2 separate regions of the Mus musculus genome follow, and region 1 is linked to region 2. A link is a loop called in an ENCODE intact Hi-C map of the cell type or tissue named here. Cell type or tissue: heart. All regions are shown on one strand.

Region 1 (8,000 bases), 120 kb before region 2:
GCGCACATATTAGCTGGGTAGGAGCTGAGTCGCAGAGAATCCCCAAAGCCATACAGTCCCTGGAGGGGTGGGCTACCTCCTGCTCCTACCCCACCCCTAGGCAAGGTTTACTCATGGGCTGGCATGGGGCTTCCAGCTGCTGAGCAGTGTATCTGGTTACCTCTAAAGGCATAGGCTGCTTGGGCCTGCTTGGTCAGCTTCAGTCTGTTCCTATTCCTCTAGTAGAGTACTTTTTTTTTTTTTCCCAAGATAGGTTTTCTCTGTGTAGCCCTGGCTGTCCTGGAACTCACTTTGTAGACCAGGCTGGCCTCGAACTCAGAAATCCTCCTGCCCCTGCCTCCCAAGTGCTGGGATTAAAGGAGTGTGCCCCACCAGTGCTTTTGCTCAGCAACAAGCACTTGGCACTGTACCCAGGATTCCTTCATTTTTCCCAAGGCCCACACATGGGAGTGCTTCCAGGTTAGGTCTCATGGTCCTTTTCCTGTTTGCCCTTTCCTACAGGTCCCCAGTTCCCTGGAGGGCAGTGAAGGGGATGGAGACACTGACTGAAACTGTAGATCCTGCCACTGCTGTGTGTGCTGAGGCTGGAATCTCTGCACCTGCCTGTCACTCAGGACGGGGGGGAGCCAAGAATTCGGGGGCTGGCTTGTGGATGTAGCCTGGCTTCATAACCTCAGGATATTAAATTCTCATCCCAGGAATCAGCTGCCGACTTTAGCCCATGCATCGTGTGTATACACCTTAGCATGAAAGGGCACTTTTTAAAAAAAGTGATTTTTTTTTTCCTATTAAATATGTTTTGCTTAGTGAATTATTCTTTGCCTATTTTCCTTTTCTGGCTGTGAGATGAGTGCAACACTGCTGTGTTCGGGATAGCTGAGGGGTAGGCACAGAAGGTCAGCACGGGGTGTGGTTGGCTGGGCAGGCAGTAGATGTAGCCACTAGCAGTCTGCTCCCGGCTGCTGCTGATACTCTCTTCCTTCCATCCGGACCTGTCCTTTGAGACCATCCCGGTTTTCTCTGAAGTGGCTACACTGGTGATTTCATGCTGCCTATTCTTGGGAGACCTCAAGGGGGACCGTGCGTCAGCAGCCCCCACCTTTATGCCCTAGTATTCTTCACCTCCTTCTGGGTCTCCTTTTTTTTTTTTTTTTTTTTTTTTGGTTTTTCGAGACAGGGTTTCTCTGTATGGCCCTGGCTGTCCTGGAACTTACTTTGTAGGCCAGGCTGGCCTCGAACTTAGAAATCCGCCTGCCTCTGCCTCCCGAGTGCTGGGATTAAAGGCGTGCGCCACCACGCCCGGCACTGGGTCTCCTTTCTTATGTGCTAACCATGTATCCCTCATCCCTGGACAGCCACGGCCACTTACTCAGCACTAGGTTTGGAATGCCCTTTCAGTCCACAGTGTACTCCTCCCAGACCTCTCTCGCCTTTTATGGGTGAAGGCATTCTCAGATCTCTAGCATAGTCAGTGTTATGGGGCCCTTAGACCTACACAGATGGCTTCATCCCATGACCTGCATTTTTGGTTTGTTCGGAATGGCGAGCAAGCAGTTTTAGAGGAGTAACAGCTCCGTGAGGCAGGGAGGGGTCATGTCCTCAAAATGGGTATTCCTTTTTTTTTTTTTTTTTTGCAGAGAAGTTGGGTTTGCTTTCCAGCAGCAATATAGTGGCTCCATACAATCTGTAACTCCAGTTCCAGATGATCCAACAGGCTGCATTCAGGCAGGCAAAACACTTATAGACAATTTATTTTGGCGGTTAGTGGGATGGCTTAGCAGTTACAAGTGCCTGCTGGTCTTACAGAGGGCCCAAGTTCAGTTCTCAACACCCGTGCTGTGCAGGTTATACCCACCTATAATTCTAGCTCTAGAGGACTCAGCCCTCTTTTCTGGCCTCTGAGGACACTCGTTCATGTATGCATATCCCACACTTAGACACACGTGCACACTCCTAATTAAACAAATAAAATCTTTTTTAAAAAAGTATGTGTGTGAGTGTGTGTACATGTAAGCTCCCTAATGTGGGTGCTAGGAACCTCATTTTTTTTTTTTGCAAAAGCAGCAGTGCTCAGAAACCCTTGTAAGTTTCTAAAAATTATAATGTGTGTGTGTGTTTGTGTGTATGTCATGTGTATGTGTGTGTGTCATGTGTATATGTGAATGCCTGTGGAAGCCAGAAGAGGTTGTCAGATCTGGAGCTAATTACAAATGGTTGTGAACCACCTGATGTGGGTTCCGAGAACTGAATTCAGGTCCTCTCATGGCTAAGCCAACTTTCCAGTTATCCTGGACTTTTTTTTTTTTTTTTAAAGATTTGTTTATTTCATGTATATGAGTACACTGTAGCTATCTTCAGACACACCAGAAGAGCATTGGGTCACATTACAGATGGTTGTGAGCCACCCTGTGGTTGCTGGGAATTAAACTCAGGACCTCTGGAGGAGCAGTCCGTGCTCTTAACTGCTGATCCATTTCACCAACCCCTATCTTGAGCTTTTAAAAAGATCCTTTATTTTAGAGTTTCATGCATGTATGTTTTGGTCATATCCACCTTCTCTTCATTTCCCCTTATTCCCTACAACTTCCACTGGCTCCTTCCTAACACATTTCCCTCCTGTTTTTTATTTTGAGATGGGGTCTCATGTATTCCAGGACAGCCTCAAACATGATGAATGGATGAAGCCAGCATGAACCCCAGATCTTGCTGCTTCAGCCTCAAGTTCTGGGATTATAGCAGTGGTTCTCAAACATTCTGATGCTGTGACTCTTTAATACAGCTCCTTATGTTGTGGTGACCCCCAACCATATTTCATTGGTACTTCATAACTGTAATTTTGCTACTGCTATAAGTTGTAATGGAAATAAATATCTGACATGCCGGATATCTTATATGTGACCCATAGGCTGAGATCCACTGAATTACAAGCTTGTGCCACGAAGCTCAGTTAATTTCTTCCTTTTTTTTATAGTGTTTTTAAAATTATAATCTTTTGTTGGGCAGTGGTGGTGCATGCCTTTATTTAATCCCAGCATTTGGGAGGCAGAGGCAGGTGGATTTCTGAGTTTGAGGCCAGCCTGGTCTGCAGAGTGAGTTCCAGGACAGCTAGGGCTGCACCGAGAAACCCTGTCTCAAAACAAAACAAAACAACAAAACAAAACAACAACAACAAAAAATATATATATAAAATCTTTTTCAAACTCGTACTACAATCTTACCTCCTCTTGGGTCGTGGTTTCTTTTGCATTTCTGTGATGTCTAATGATGCTGGATGTATTTTCAGACTTCTGCTCACTGCGCCTCAGGCGCCTTTTTGTTCATAGGGCTAGTCCCCTATTTCCCACGGAGGCGGAGCACACCCAGAGGATGCGATCAGGTCCGCTCGAGCTTTCCTAAACAGCCTCCCCCGCTGGAGCGAGTCGCCAGGTGGCGTAACTGAGTGAAACTCGGGGTCCGCCCCCAACTGACGAGGCCACGCCCCTTCCCGAGTCTACCGGAACTTCCCCGAGGCCTGAGGCTCCGCCTTGTACCCATGAGGCCACGCCCCAGCCCGCGTGCACCGCCTCAGCCCCCCCAGCCCTTCCCTGCGCGTGCGCCGACTCCCCTCGTCCTGTCCGAAGCGGTCCCGCCTCGTACGGATGAGGCCTTTCGGAGGCGGCCCTGAGGTGGCTCTCCGCTCTCCAAACTCCGCCCAACGCACCTCCTGCATACAGCTCCGCCCCTAACCGCCTGCTTAAGAAGCCGCTTCGGTCCTGCCTCCGCCGTCAGCAGCGCCTCAGCTTCAGGCGACCCCGCGCGGCTGCGAGCGGCCCTACAGGATAGGTACCGTTAGTCCCTCGCCGCGCGCCGTAGCACCGGCGCTGCTACTTCCTGTGCCCGTGGACCCGGATGTGCCGAGCGGCTGCGGCGCGCTCGAGCCTCCCGGCTGTCCTGACGCGGCGGAGCGCGGCTTTTGCTCGCGGTGCAAGCGAACGGGATAGCGTCAGCGGGTGAGAGGCGGGACGGTGGGTGGTAGGCGGCAACGGCGGCGTGCCGAGCGGTTGTGTTTAGCGGTGCTGCTGCTGCTGGCGTCGCGGCGGGCCCAGGCCGCGGCGGCGCTTTGTCGTGGGCGGGCGGGGCCGAGGGGCCGGGCGGCGCTGAGAGGGGACCGGTCGGTGGCTCGGCGCGTGGTCCGGCCTCAGCAAGGCCCTTCTCTGGTCAGCGCTCTCGAGTGCGCCGTTCTTTCTGGGCAGGCGCGCGGCCGTTTCCGAGCGCTCGGGAAGGCGGGGCTCTTAACGCCCGCGGCACCGTTGGTCCGCGGCGCGCGGGGCTTCCTTTCGCGACGTAGAGCCTTGAGCGGAGACAGAGCGGGAAGGACGCCGGGGATCTGGCAGAGCTCCCCGGGCCGGGGCTCGGAGGTGTACCATCAGCCGCCGAGCCGCTGTCTCCGCAGGTCTGTCCCTAGGTCCAGTATCCTGGAGCACCGCGACTTGGAATTGGGGGTTGCGCTCATCCCTGGCACTTGTCACTTGTGCTCTCGATTATACGTGTGGCAAAAACGGTCCTTGTTTTGTTTCGGTTTTGGTTTTGTTTCGCTTTTCCATTTTAAGTCAGGGTCTTACCCTGGAGCCTTGGCTGGCCTTTTAACTCGCCATTTAGACCAGGCTGGCCTTGAGCTCACGAAGATCCGCGATTCTTGTACCTGGGTGTGTGTGTGTGTGTGTGTGTGTGTGTGTGTGTGTGAGAGAGAGAGAGAGAGAAAATGAATGAATGAATATGAATTATACAATTTGGATGGCCACAAGGCAAACCACATGTTAACTTTAAATCTTCTTTTTACGTATTTAGGTTTTCTGAGACAAAAAGTCTCATGGAAGTCCGAATCAGCCTGGACTAGACTCATTAAGTAGTCCAAGCTGGTCTGTAATTCTTAGCAATCCAGATGCCTCCACCTTGATACTGGGTTTGCAGGTGTGAGACATCATGCCTGGCTGTTTTTATTTACTTGCCATTGAGAGGAATCTTTGTGTCCCAGGCTGGCCTCAGATCCTGGCCTCAGGTTATCTTCCTACCTCAGTCTCTTGCGTATCTGGGAGTGCTGGTTCCTGCTGCAGTGCCCAGCCCCCTCTAACCCCCTTAATTTATTTATATATTTTAAAAAACCCAAAAAAACAAAAAACACATGGTCTCACTGAGTAGTTCTGGCTGTCCTGAAACAGGCTGACCTCGAACTCAAAAGAGATCTACCTGCCTCTGCCACCTGAGTACTAAAGGATTGAAGGTCTACTCCACATCTTCCTCCCCACCAAATGTTTAAAATCTCAAGATAGCCTAATATCGAAAGTGTCATTATTTCCTTTTATTGTATTCTTCTAACTTTAAAAAAACGTTTGGCATTATCTAATGAAACTGTTTTAAGTTGTGTAGGTACCATGATCATCCAACAGTACAATAACTGCCTCATAATGTTGTTGATACTGTTGTCCCTGTGAGGCATTTACTGGTGTTTTGGCTTCTGTGTTGGGTTGCTCTTTGTGGCCCACTCAAGGTCATAACATAGCATTCCTCAGAATGGCTGTCTGTTGTTTTCTGGCCACCTTATTTACAACTACATAGTAACCTTTCCTTGGGTTAATCTTCCCCTCCAGTTAACTCTTTCAGCTCTCAGCTGCCTTGTATTCCTGGGTGGGAGGGAATTTTTTGTGTGCTCTCAGTCACCATTTCCTCCATTTTCTGTAGCATCTTTACTTAGCCTTTTGGTCATCGCCTCTCCAGTGATTAGGCGCCCCTGTTTCTGAAGGCTTTGTTCTGGCTGTCCATAAAATTAAAAAAAAAAATGTGTGTGTGTGTGTGTGTGTATGTGTATGTGTGTGTGTGATGTGTTTGTATATGTTTATATTCTGTGTGTGTATGTCTCTGTCTGCCTTGTGTGCCTGACGAGACAGGAGGGTGTCTGATCTTCTGGTGGTTATGAGCTACCCAGCATGGGTGTTGGGATTCAAACTCAGATCCTCTTGAAGAGCACATATGCTCTTGACTCCTGGGCTGTTTCTTCAACCCTGTTTTTTTTTTTTATTTTGTGTGTATAGGTGTTTTGCCTACATGTATATCTCTGTGCCACTTGGGTGCCTGATGCCCACAGAGGCCAGAAGAGGGAATCAGATACCCTGGAACTGGAGTTACAGAGGATTGTAAGTCACCATGTTGGTGGTGGGAATTAAACCCATGCCTTCTAGACGAGCAGGCAGTGCTCTTAACTGCTGAGCCATCTTTTTATTAGCCCCTGTCCATGAGTTTCTTGAGGCTGTTAGCAAACAAGTAGAAGCATTATCTTTTTTATTTGTATTTATTTATTTTTTTGGTTGGTGAGCCATAGGTGGCCTTGAACTATGTAGACCTATCCTCAACTTGAACCTGTGATCCTCTTGCCTCTGCCTTCTGAGTACTTCCATTATAGACAGGTATGTGCTGCCCTACTTGGCTGAACGCTTCATTTTTGATATGTTTAATTTTTGTTAATGTGTGTGGAACTGGGGATCAAATTCAAGTTCCTCCACATGCAAAGCAAGCACTTAACCACTGAGTTATCCATACCCCTTATTCTTAAACATTTGATGTTTTAACACCCTTAGTAAAGGGTGTTAGTTTTTGGTGTCTTTCAAATGAATTATTTGGGTATGGAAAGTGTTCTTGAACGTGGGTCTCAGGTTGAAGGAAGAATTTTGAAATGTGAGGGTTCTTTGTCGGGGAGGAGGAGAGAAGCTAGACCTCAGTGATTGGGTGATAGAAGACCTTTTAGTGTAGCTGCCACTGTTCTGCTTTGGAGGTTGAGCCCCAGTTGGGTTCTGGCTCTCATTGAGTTGTCTTTTATATAAGATGGAGACCAGTTAAGCAATACTGGCCATAGCAAGTGCTAACCCCAAAACCTGCTCTGTGTGGTGGGCCAGTGGGAGTTGTGATAAAACAGTTCACTGGTCAGGTAAGCCTTTCCCTTCATGATTTTCTGTGGCCATTTCTCTAAGTACCAATTCCACATGTTCTGGCTTTCAGGGAGTGTGTGTGTGTGTGTGTCTTGTAGAGGTTGAACTAAAATTAGAATTTATCAGGACACTGTGGTCCATGCTTGGGAAGCAGAAACAGGTTCATCTCTATGAGTTTGAGGCTAGCCAGGTGCTACATAGTGAAGTCATGTCTTGAAGGAAATATATAAAAATAAAGTTAGAATTTAAACTGAGTTAAATGGATTACTGGGGCATGTAAATTAAAATCATAGTTAGATGTTATCTCATCCCAGTTAAACTGACAGTTAACAAAAGACAGTAACATGTTGGCGAGCCTGTGATATATAGTTGGAATGTAAATTAATAGTGCTAAAGTGGATCCAGAATGGGAGAAACCAAAAATACTAAAAAGTGAAGCTACTTTTTTGACTGAGCAATCCCATTCTTAGGTATATATCCAAGGGAAATGTAGTCAGTATACAGAAGAGACACATGCACAACCTTGTTTCTTTCAGCACTGATCACAATATCCAAGATACAGAATCAACTTAGGTGGTCATCTGGGACTGAGTGGGAAAGGATGTGGTGTCTGTATGCATATACCCCAGTGGATGATTCAGTTATAAGGAGAATGAGGAGTTTAGAGACCGTTTGTAAAGTGAAATAAGCCATTATACAGTGCTGTAAGGAAATAATCAGAAGTAACTTAAGAGAGCACAGAGCTTGGGATGTAGTTAGAAGTGGAGGTACCACCTTCAAGGTCTACTCAGCAATCTACTTCTGCTAGCTAGGTAATATCTCCTGAAGATCCCAAAATCTCCTAAAACAGTGTTACCAGTTGGAGACCAGATGTTTATTAAACACATGGGTGTGGAAGGCATTTTAATATTTATAACATTCTGTCTTTGGTCCCATAGACTTAGGACATTTTATGATGCAGGATATATTCTCCAGCTATACACATCCCCATGGTTTTAGCCATCCCAGTACTGTTTAAAAGTTCAAAGAGTATTTTGAGAC
Region 2 (8,000 bases):
CCCCTTATCCAAGTTCCAAGGGCCTGAAGATAGTACCCGTAGCCTGTGCCTAGGTGTTCTGGGTTAGAGGAGTAGTTAAGTGGCTGTGTTGGAGCTATCGGGAATTTGTATAGGTTCAAGTGATCCATTTATTTTTTTCTGAATACAAATGAAAATGTTTATCTTTTTTGATACACTGACTTTTTAAAAACAGGCCTTCTTAAAAGCACAGGTAAGCGCTAATTCTCCTTGACTATATATATTCAGGGAAGGACTCTCACATCATTTAAGAACTTAAATGGGTGGGAGGCTAATTATAAAGTACAATCTTGAAGACTAGTAGCCAAGGAAGTATCTTCAAGGCTGCTGCCAACCTGTTCTTGGGCTCCAGTGACTTGCCTGGGGCAGGCTCGCCATAGCTTCTCTGTAGACAGGAGACGCTAACGTATAAGCACTTTGATCACCACAGTCCAGTCACCATAGTGTTTGCTCACACTCCAGAAGGCATCCTTCAGCTTCACCTGAGCTTATTTCCCAAGACCAACTGGACACCAGCAGTCCAACCCGAGAGCCATTACTTTTCAGGACGAGGCCACCATCTAGGCTGCATCAACCAAGACGACCAGATGCCCACGGCACTGGGGAGAAGGGTTGTTTCCACTGGAACCCCAAGGAACTTATCTTCTGTTCGCACGATCTTCCCTCCAGGGCCCTGTTCTCATCTAGGCTGCCTTCAGTTTCTGCTCCTCCTGTGGAGGGAAAACGAGCTTTGCACCATTTCATCCCTACTGCTAGCTACAGCCCCCTAGCCCTACACCTGAGAGACAACAGACATCATGCTAAAGGAGGCACCTCCCATGGCATGAGGCTGCTTCCTGCTTGCCTCCCTCTCCTGTGTGTGATGGCATTTCGAGGGCAGAGCCTCCACTTGCAGAAGGCCTCACCTTGACAGTTTTCTCCAACTGAGACAAGGCTGTCTCATAACGAGCAACCAGCGGCTGCAGGAGCTTCCTGGGGATCTCATGGTGTGTCAGCTCAGGCACCCCAGCTTCTGACACCATCTGAAGGAACTTCCTTTCCTGGAAGGGAGGCGTTTCATGGGAAGGAGTCTGATCAGGCCGGCATCTGTAGCAGCTTGGCTCTGCCCATGACGTCTGCTAAGAACTAAACAATCTTACCTGCACTTTCAAGAGAAGTGTGAATGCCTGTCCAGTTTTCCCGGCTCGAGCTGTTCTCCCGACCCTGAAACCGAGCACGAGTGTTTTTGGACAGTGGCTCCTGGCCCAGAGACCTGACAGGACAGTGCCTCTCTTGGCCATACTGTACATGACCATCATGCAGGGTGATCCTACATAGGATGACCAAGAATCCGTAATGTGGCCTATCAATGGCCACTGCCAAGTACCCCTTACCTGTGCACATAGGTCCTCAGATATTGTGGGGCATCGTAGTTGATCACCAGCTCCACACCCTGCACATCAATGCCTCGAGCAGTAGCATCTGTGCTGATAAGGCTGATGAAACACAGGCAGTAGGGCTGAGGGCCAGGAACAAACATCCACCCCTGTGCCTACTCCGCCAGGGTTAGTTCCAAGTCCCTCTTGGAAATCAGCTGCTCGGAAACTAGGGGGTCCCAACGACAACCCAACTCTATAGAGTAGGTCCTATCTTGTTTCCCTGGTACTCACAGCTGGATCTTTCCTTGTTCAAACTGCTTCAAGATTTTCTTCCTTTGGCCAGGCCCATAGCGGGAGGAGAATTCAGCCACACTCACACCCCCAAAAGCTTGTGCTAATAGGTACAGCCTGGGCAGAGAAGAAATAGAAGCCAGGTGTTACGAGAGTCTAGTGTACATTGGCTCCACCCACCTTAGTTCACCTTACCTGTGGGAGTTTTCTCGGGAGTTGGTGAAGCAAAGAGCCCTTGAGCAGCTCATCCTGAGGACCAGGTGTAAGACAATGAGTGGCTTCGAGCTGAGTCTACACGGCACATAGTGATGCTGTGGGAGATGGACAGCAGGCGCTAGCCAGGAGCCCTGGACCTAGGCACCAGCCTGCCCCCACACCCTAGCCTGCTCCACAGGTCCTCCTTGCTCACCGTGAGCCCCACGGGGAAGGTGTACTTCCCCGAGTTTTCATCCACCTCAGCTGTGTCTTTAGGACTTTGTTGTCCCAGCCTTGTGGAGAAAAGCCGTGGCTGGTAGAGGCCAAGGCGCTGCAGCTTCTCGGGGTCCTGGGTCAGTGTGGCTGAGAACAGTAGCTTCTGCAGAGGCATCTGGGGGACACAGGTGCTGGAAAAGGAAGGGCATGTAAGGGTGACAGATTTCCTTGTGCCACCCCGATCCCTGTTATAGACAGGGCCAGCCAGGGAGCTGAGAAAGAGAGCAGCACCTGGAGGAGCCGGCCCTCATGCAAGGCAGGGTACCTGGCAGCAGTCAGAGCCTGGGGCTGTGTCCTCTGGAGCAGGGCACAGGAACCCGTGGGGCCCTCACTGTAGAAGGCTGCCGCCACCACTCGTGGCAGCCAGGACTGGTGCATGCTGTCTATCATCCGGTCAGCCTCATCAATGATCTATAGCAGACAAGAGCCAGGGCTGGATGAAGACTCCCTGTCGAGATCACCCCAGCTAGAGGCTCAATGTCCAGACGGTGGCCTACCAGGAAGCGGAGCTGCTGGAGGCTGAATCCTGGAGTCTGGTCAATGTGGTCCACCAAGCGGCCAGGTGTGGCCACCACAATGTCGGCCAGGCAACGGAAACCATCTGCTCTGCAAACCACAGAGACTCAGAGGAAGGAAGCGCCTCCCGGGGCCATCTAACGCCAAGCTCGCATGTAAAGCACGGACACCACCCCAACCAAAGGACACCAGCTGGGCTGAGGAATGACCTCTTCAAGAGGCCACCGCCTGGCACACCTACGTCTTCTGGACAAGACTCTCCTGCTCCTTAGCCAGCGACTTCTGTCCAGTCACCAAGGCAACCCTCAGAGGCGTGGTGTCTGTGTAGATGTTGAATACTTTGCTCACCTGCAAAAGGAGTCCGTCACTGGCCTAAGGCAGACTAAGCAAAGACCCTTGAGTGTGACTCAGGAGGTCAAGAGGTAAGTAGCATGTATATGCAGGGCGACTAGAGATGGGGATACAGACTTCTGGACGCAGAGCTGTAATACCTGTTGGGCCAGCTCCTTAGTGGGAAGTACAACCAGTGCACGGATGTGGCAGACCACTCGATGCAACAGGGCCTGCAGAGACAGAGACCATCTGTGCCACTGGGACCCTCCCTGTTGTGCTACAGCGGGGAATCTGCCCTCATACTCACCTGTACCACGGGGATGACAAAGGCCAGTGTTTTCCCACTGCCCGTTGGGGCAGAGACGCAGAGGTCACTAGGTTGGTAGCCACCTCTGCCTATGAGAAACCCATGGTCAGCACTTTCGAGGAGGGCGGGAATCACAGCTGCCTGGACTGGAAGGAGAGAAGGAAAGGAGTGTGTCAAGTATAGGCCGTGTTATACCATTTCACCCAGGAATTCTCCCGGACAAAGATGCCACCAGGGCTGGAAAATTGTCAAGGACCTGAACCCAAGAATATGGAAGCTCGCTGATCTGATGTGTAGTGGGGACCCCTAAACCACAACCCTGACACTACAGCTCTAACAGCCCAGGGAAAGCTGCCTCGGGGAGTTCACCCCATCATTTGTCCAAGGCTTAGGCACCTGGAAAGTAGGAAGTGATGCCATTAGCTCTCAACTGCTTCTGCAGGTCAGGGTGAACCTCAGGGATGTCCTCAATGGGAGTGAGATCTTCGGTGACACTCTTTTTGACACAGCTTGGCTTAGCCAACCATGCTGGCAGGAAAGGCTGAACCTGAAAGCAAGAAGCAGCGCAAACGTCCCCCAGAAGGCTCCAGGCTTGTGGAGTCATTAGAAACCAGGAACTACAACATTAAGAGACCCTAACCAGTCTTTCTTCAACCCTTCACCACCTCCCACTCTGGCAACCTTTGGACAAGACACCCGGACCAGCAGACACCCTATCCTAGTGCACTAAACACAATCTGGATACTTTGCCTATAAGCCTACCAACCCAGCAAACTGTCTTCATGCACCAAGAAATGTTGCTTTCAACAGGGACAGCAAGGCACGCCACGGGGCTTATCCCAAAAGTTCTTATCCGTCTGGATTTCAGTTTCAAGAGTGTCCCATGCATACCTCCCACTTTCAGTAGTTAAGGTCACGTAACAAAACGAAATCCCCCCCACCCCCCGGCTAAGAACTGAAGAGTCCCGGGAGGACAAAAAGAACCGCGCACAGGCTCACTCACCTTCGGCGTCTTTCTTCTTGCAAAGTCCCCCAGCACCCGGCCTGGAGCCGGGGGTCTCTGGACATCCTCCTGAGGGTTCGCACCCGGGTCCTCTGCGCCGGCACTGAGCTCCTCCGGAGCCTCCTCACCTCTCCCTGAGCGACACAGCACAACGTAGGGGGATGTCAACCCAGCAGCACAGAGAGCCTCCATGCCCCGTCCACACTGCGCACTCACGGCCCACCTGCGTCCACGTCCTTGTCCGCTTTCCGCCGCTTCGCCCTAGGAGCCTCCGAGTTCGGAGTCGCCGAGCCGCTCACCCGACGCCGCCGTCGGGGCCGCCGTCGCCGCTTGCCTGCTGCTGCCGCTTCCCCTTCCCCGGCCGTTCCTGTGGTCTCGAGCTCCGGCTCCCGCTGCTGTCGCTCACGGGCTCTGTTCTGCAGCCGCTCGAGCAGCACTCGAGCCCGGCTGCCCGCCTCTGCGTCCGTATCCCCCTGCCCCGCGGCCTCTGGGCCCGCGTACCGCGCTATGTGGAACAGCGCCATAGCTGCCCCACGCCGCGGTTCCTCTCCGGCGCTCTTTGATGACGTACGCCGCCCCGCGACCTAGAGGCTCGGGTGACGTCACGGGCGCGACTCCGCTCGGCGCACACTTCGGTTTCCAGGAACCGGGAGCAGCATCGGCGGCGGCGGCATGGAGCGGCACCCAGCTTCGGCGAGCTCCAGGCAAGAGCTCGGCCGCCTCCTGGAGGCAGTGCTGACGAGTCGTGGCCAAGCGAACGCGGTGTTCGACATCTTGGCTGTGCTTCAGGTGAGCCGCAGGGGCGGACCTGGGGGCGGCCAGGTCAGTGGGAGTCGCGACGGGGCCGAGCGTCACCTTGTCGGGGCCTCCCCGTGTTCAGTCCGAGGAGCCCGAGGAAATCGAGGAAGGAGTGCGCACGTGCAGCCGACTCTTCGGTACCTTGCTGGAGCGGGAAGAGCTGTTCGTGGGCTCGCTGCCGAGCGAAGACACGGCCCTGGCAGGTGGGTGACCTGGAGGGCGTGGGGTACTCTCCGCTAGGCAGTTCCGGTGGGACGCCTTGTCAACTTAGGATGCACCCCCGAGCCAGGGCCTTGTCATAGACCATGCGATCTGGGAGGACGACGCAGTCACTCATTGTAGCTCAGGAAGCGAGTTGAGATCCGTATACTTGCCAGGACTGCGTGAATCCGTATACGTAGCCGTTTTCACTCACTCACACACACACACACACTCTCTCTCTCTCTCTCTCTCTCTCTCTCACACACACACACACACACACACACACACACACACACACACACACACACACACACCCATGTTTTATTTGCGCCATTTCCGAGTTTGATACTGTCTCTGTCCTAGTGGGGAGACCCAGGTTCTGAGGCAAAGCGAGAGGAACTACATTTCAATACCCCCTTCCCAGTTTGCAGGGCTCAGAAATCGTCTTTCCCAAGCCCCGGTCTGGCATCTTAAATAGTTTACAGCTGTGAAGATGAGAAACAGCCGGAAGATTGGGGCTGAGTTTGGGACCTTGGTCAGGCTTGGCACACATAAATATGAGTGTGAGTTAGCTCTCCTAACTCTGTCCCCAGGGTCCCAGGGAGCCACATACAAATACAAGGTGTGGATAAGACATCGATACCACAGCTGCTGTAACCGCCTAGAGGAACTCCTGGCCCATCCCACCTTCCAGGTCAAGGTGAGTCTTGAAGCCCTTAGCCCAGCTTTTCCTCTCATCTCTAAAGTACTTCACAGCACAGGGGTAGAGGCCTTTGATGCGAGCATCTCTTCCTTCACTTGTCTGAGAGACTTCTACCTAGACATCTTTATTGCTGTTCTTTTCCACTGTGTGCTGTGAATCATCCGGACCTAAAGACATGGAGTCTGTAACCCTAGTTCCAGGCAGCAGATCTGCTTTGTACATTGTCACATTTGTTGAGGCACCTCCAAAACTGGGGGGGACAAGGGAATAGTTAGGTGGCCTCCCCTGCAGGCCCACCCTGTGTACATGCCTCAAGCCAAGTTCTGTTAAGAGTTCTATCCCAGGTCACCATCGGCACACACATGTAACATGGAGCGAGATAAGCTGGGGTCTGGCCTCCTTTCTCTCCTGGTTTTTGGCCCGGTCCTAAGCTTGGTTGTGAGAGCTCCTCCCTGAGGCTAGAGGAGCTTTGGGGGCCTCCTGAAGGGTGGAGGCCTCACGCTCACTCTTCTCTGCATCCCAGGAACTGGCCCTCAAGACACTCATGAAGTTTGTGCAGCTGGAAGGAGCAAAACCACTGGAGAAGCCTCAGTGGGAAAGCCACTACCTCTTCCCCCGCACACTCTTCAGGGTGAGGCCTTGGTGGGACCTGGAGGACCGTGGTGGCCACCGCCTAAGGCCATCCCATGAGCCAGCAGACTGAACAGATAGCTGGGGGGATTATTCCTGTCTTGTCAGTTGAAGAGGAAATGGCAGACAACTTGGTGGTATGGGGCTTGCGCCATTCTCCTTGACCATGCTAGGACCACTCTGTGAGACAAGGTCATTCACCCTATCTCTGTCCCCAGGCAGTGGTAGGAGGCCTGCTCACACCAGAGGACGACCACAGCCTGCTTATCTCCCATTTCTGTGAGTACTTGGAATATGATGACATCCGGTACCACACAATGCAGGTGGCCACTAGCATCATGGCCCGGGCCACCAGCCAGCAACCTGAGGTAAACAACTGGGTCTCATCACCACCCTGTGTCCTAGCTCCTCAGGGAGGCAGGCAGGTGGCAGCAGCCTGGCCAGCTGCTTAGGCGAGGCTTCCTACAGGTGTCCCTCACCCTCTGGAACAATGCCTTCACATTGCTGTCTGCTGTGAGCCTACCCCTCCAAGAGTGTGAACTCACCAACTTCTATGTGAAGCATGCACGTGAGTTCTGGGCACGTTAAGGCCCACAGGAGCCTGCCCCCTCGTAGATAGGCTGCTGAACAGAGTCCCAGTCTATCAGTCTGGCTAGCCGCTGTCTTATAAGTTGATGACCTATCTTTGCTGTAATTACAGAGACATCAGACAAGTGGAAGGTCGTTCACTTGAAGGTGAGATGCTTTTAGACTTGAGGATTTCCTTGACATAGTCTTCTCCTCTCTGGGTAGATACAGACAATGCATGTACTCCACTGTCTCAAGAGGTGCCCCTTTGGACCTTTCTTAGCATAGGCTTCTCTCTGGGTAGATTACAGGCAACGTATGTACTCTACTCTCTCAAGCGATGCCCCTTATGTGTGTCGCTATGACCAGCTTCAGACCCAGTCCCTAACCTCTGTGTACCTCATCTCTCCTTGTGCTGGCTGAGACATGGCATTGCAGATTGCCCTAGGGCTGCCAGGGTAAAAGGTCCGAAAGGGCCAGGAGGGGCTGGGTGTGTCAGGATACATGTACCACCTGGTCCCGTTACAGGAGCACAAGAAAGCTTTCCAGGAGATGTGGCTTGGCTTCCTCAAGCACAAGGTAGAGTCTGGTGGGTGGGAATGCTGGGTTTGGGTGTGGGGAGTGGGGACAAGGGAAGCGCTTCCCTGACTAACACAATCTCTGCAGCTGCCCCTCAGCCTCTACAAGAAGGTGCTGGTGGCCATGCATGACTCCATCCTGCCCCACCTGGCCCAACCCACACTCATGATTGACTTCCTCACAAGTGCCTGTGATGTGGGTAAGTGGGACTTCACCTAGGCTGTT

The links. A loop is a pair of places that touch in the nucleus more often than their neighbours do. Peaks named below come from ENCODE experiments on the same cell type or tissue, not always from the same donor. Only the 100,000 strongest peaks of a DNase experiment are listed, where the experiment ranks them.
Region 1: a loop joins it to region 2, with 3 times the contacts of the local background. A loop is called at or near these places in 1 of 42 quality-filtered maps.

What each region holds. Positions count from the first base shown.
Region 1 is chr5:110,766,481-110,774,480 of GRCm38, reverse strand. It overlaps Ep400 (E1A binding protein p400), which reads left to right and starts at 3,764. Exons shown (of 52, transcript NM_029337.2): 1 at 3,764-3,989. Pus1 (pseudouridine synthase 1) reads left to right here. Exons shown (of 6, transcript NM_019700.4): 6 at 502-814. The coding sequence ends at 549. Gm15559 (predicted gene 15559) reads right to left here and starts at 3,532. Exons shown (of 2, transcript NR_152254.1): 1 at 3,219-3,532. In heart, CTCF peaks have their summits at 3,445 and 3,762; a DNase peak (open chromatin) is centred at 3,760; H3K4me3 peaks cover 2,249 bases; H3K27ac peaks cover 1,853 bases.
Region 2 is chr5:110,650,309-110,658,308 of GRCm38, reverse strand. Noc4l (NOC4 like) reads left to right here and starts at 4,927. Exons shown (of 15, transcript NM_153570.2): 1 at 4,927-5,086; 2 at 5,178-5,298; 3 at 5,890-5,996; 4 at 6,523-6,630; 5 at 6,848-6,997; 6 at 7,098-7,197; 7 at 7,330-7,364; 8 at 7,725-7,775; 9 at 7,863-7,974. The coding sequence starts at 4,970. Ddx51 (DEAD box helicase 51) reads right to left here and starts at 4,858. Exons shown (of 15, transcript NM_027156.3): 1 at 4,521-4,858; 2 at 4,298-4,431; 3 at 3,691-3,841; 4 at 3,295-3,440; 5 at 3,146-3,217; 6 at 2,896-3,002; 7 at 2,636-2,744; 8 at 2,404-2,549; 9 at 2,077-2,269; 10 at 1,863-1,978; 11 at 1,668-1,784; 12 at 1,392-1,493; 13 at 1,158-1,221; 14 at 924-1,058; 1 more. The coding sequence starts at 4,821. The coding sequence ends at 702. In heart, a CTCF peak has its summit at 4,857; DNase peaks (open chromatin) are centred at 4,868 and 5,228; H3K4me3 peaks cover 2,401 bases; H3K27ac peaks cover 1,444 bases.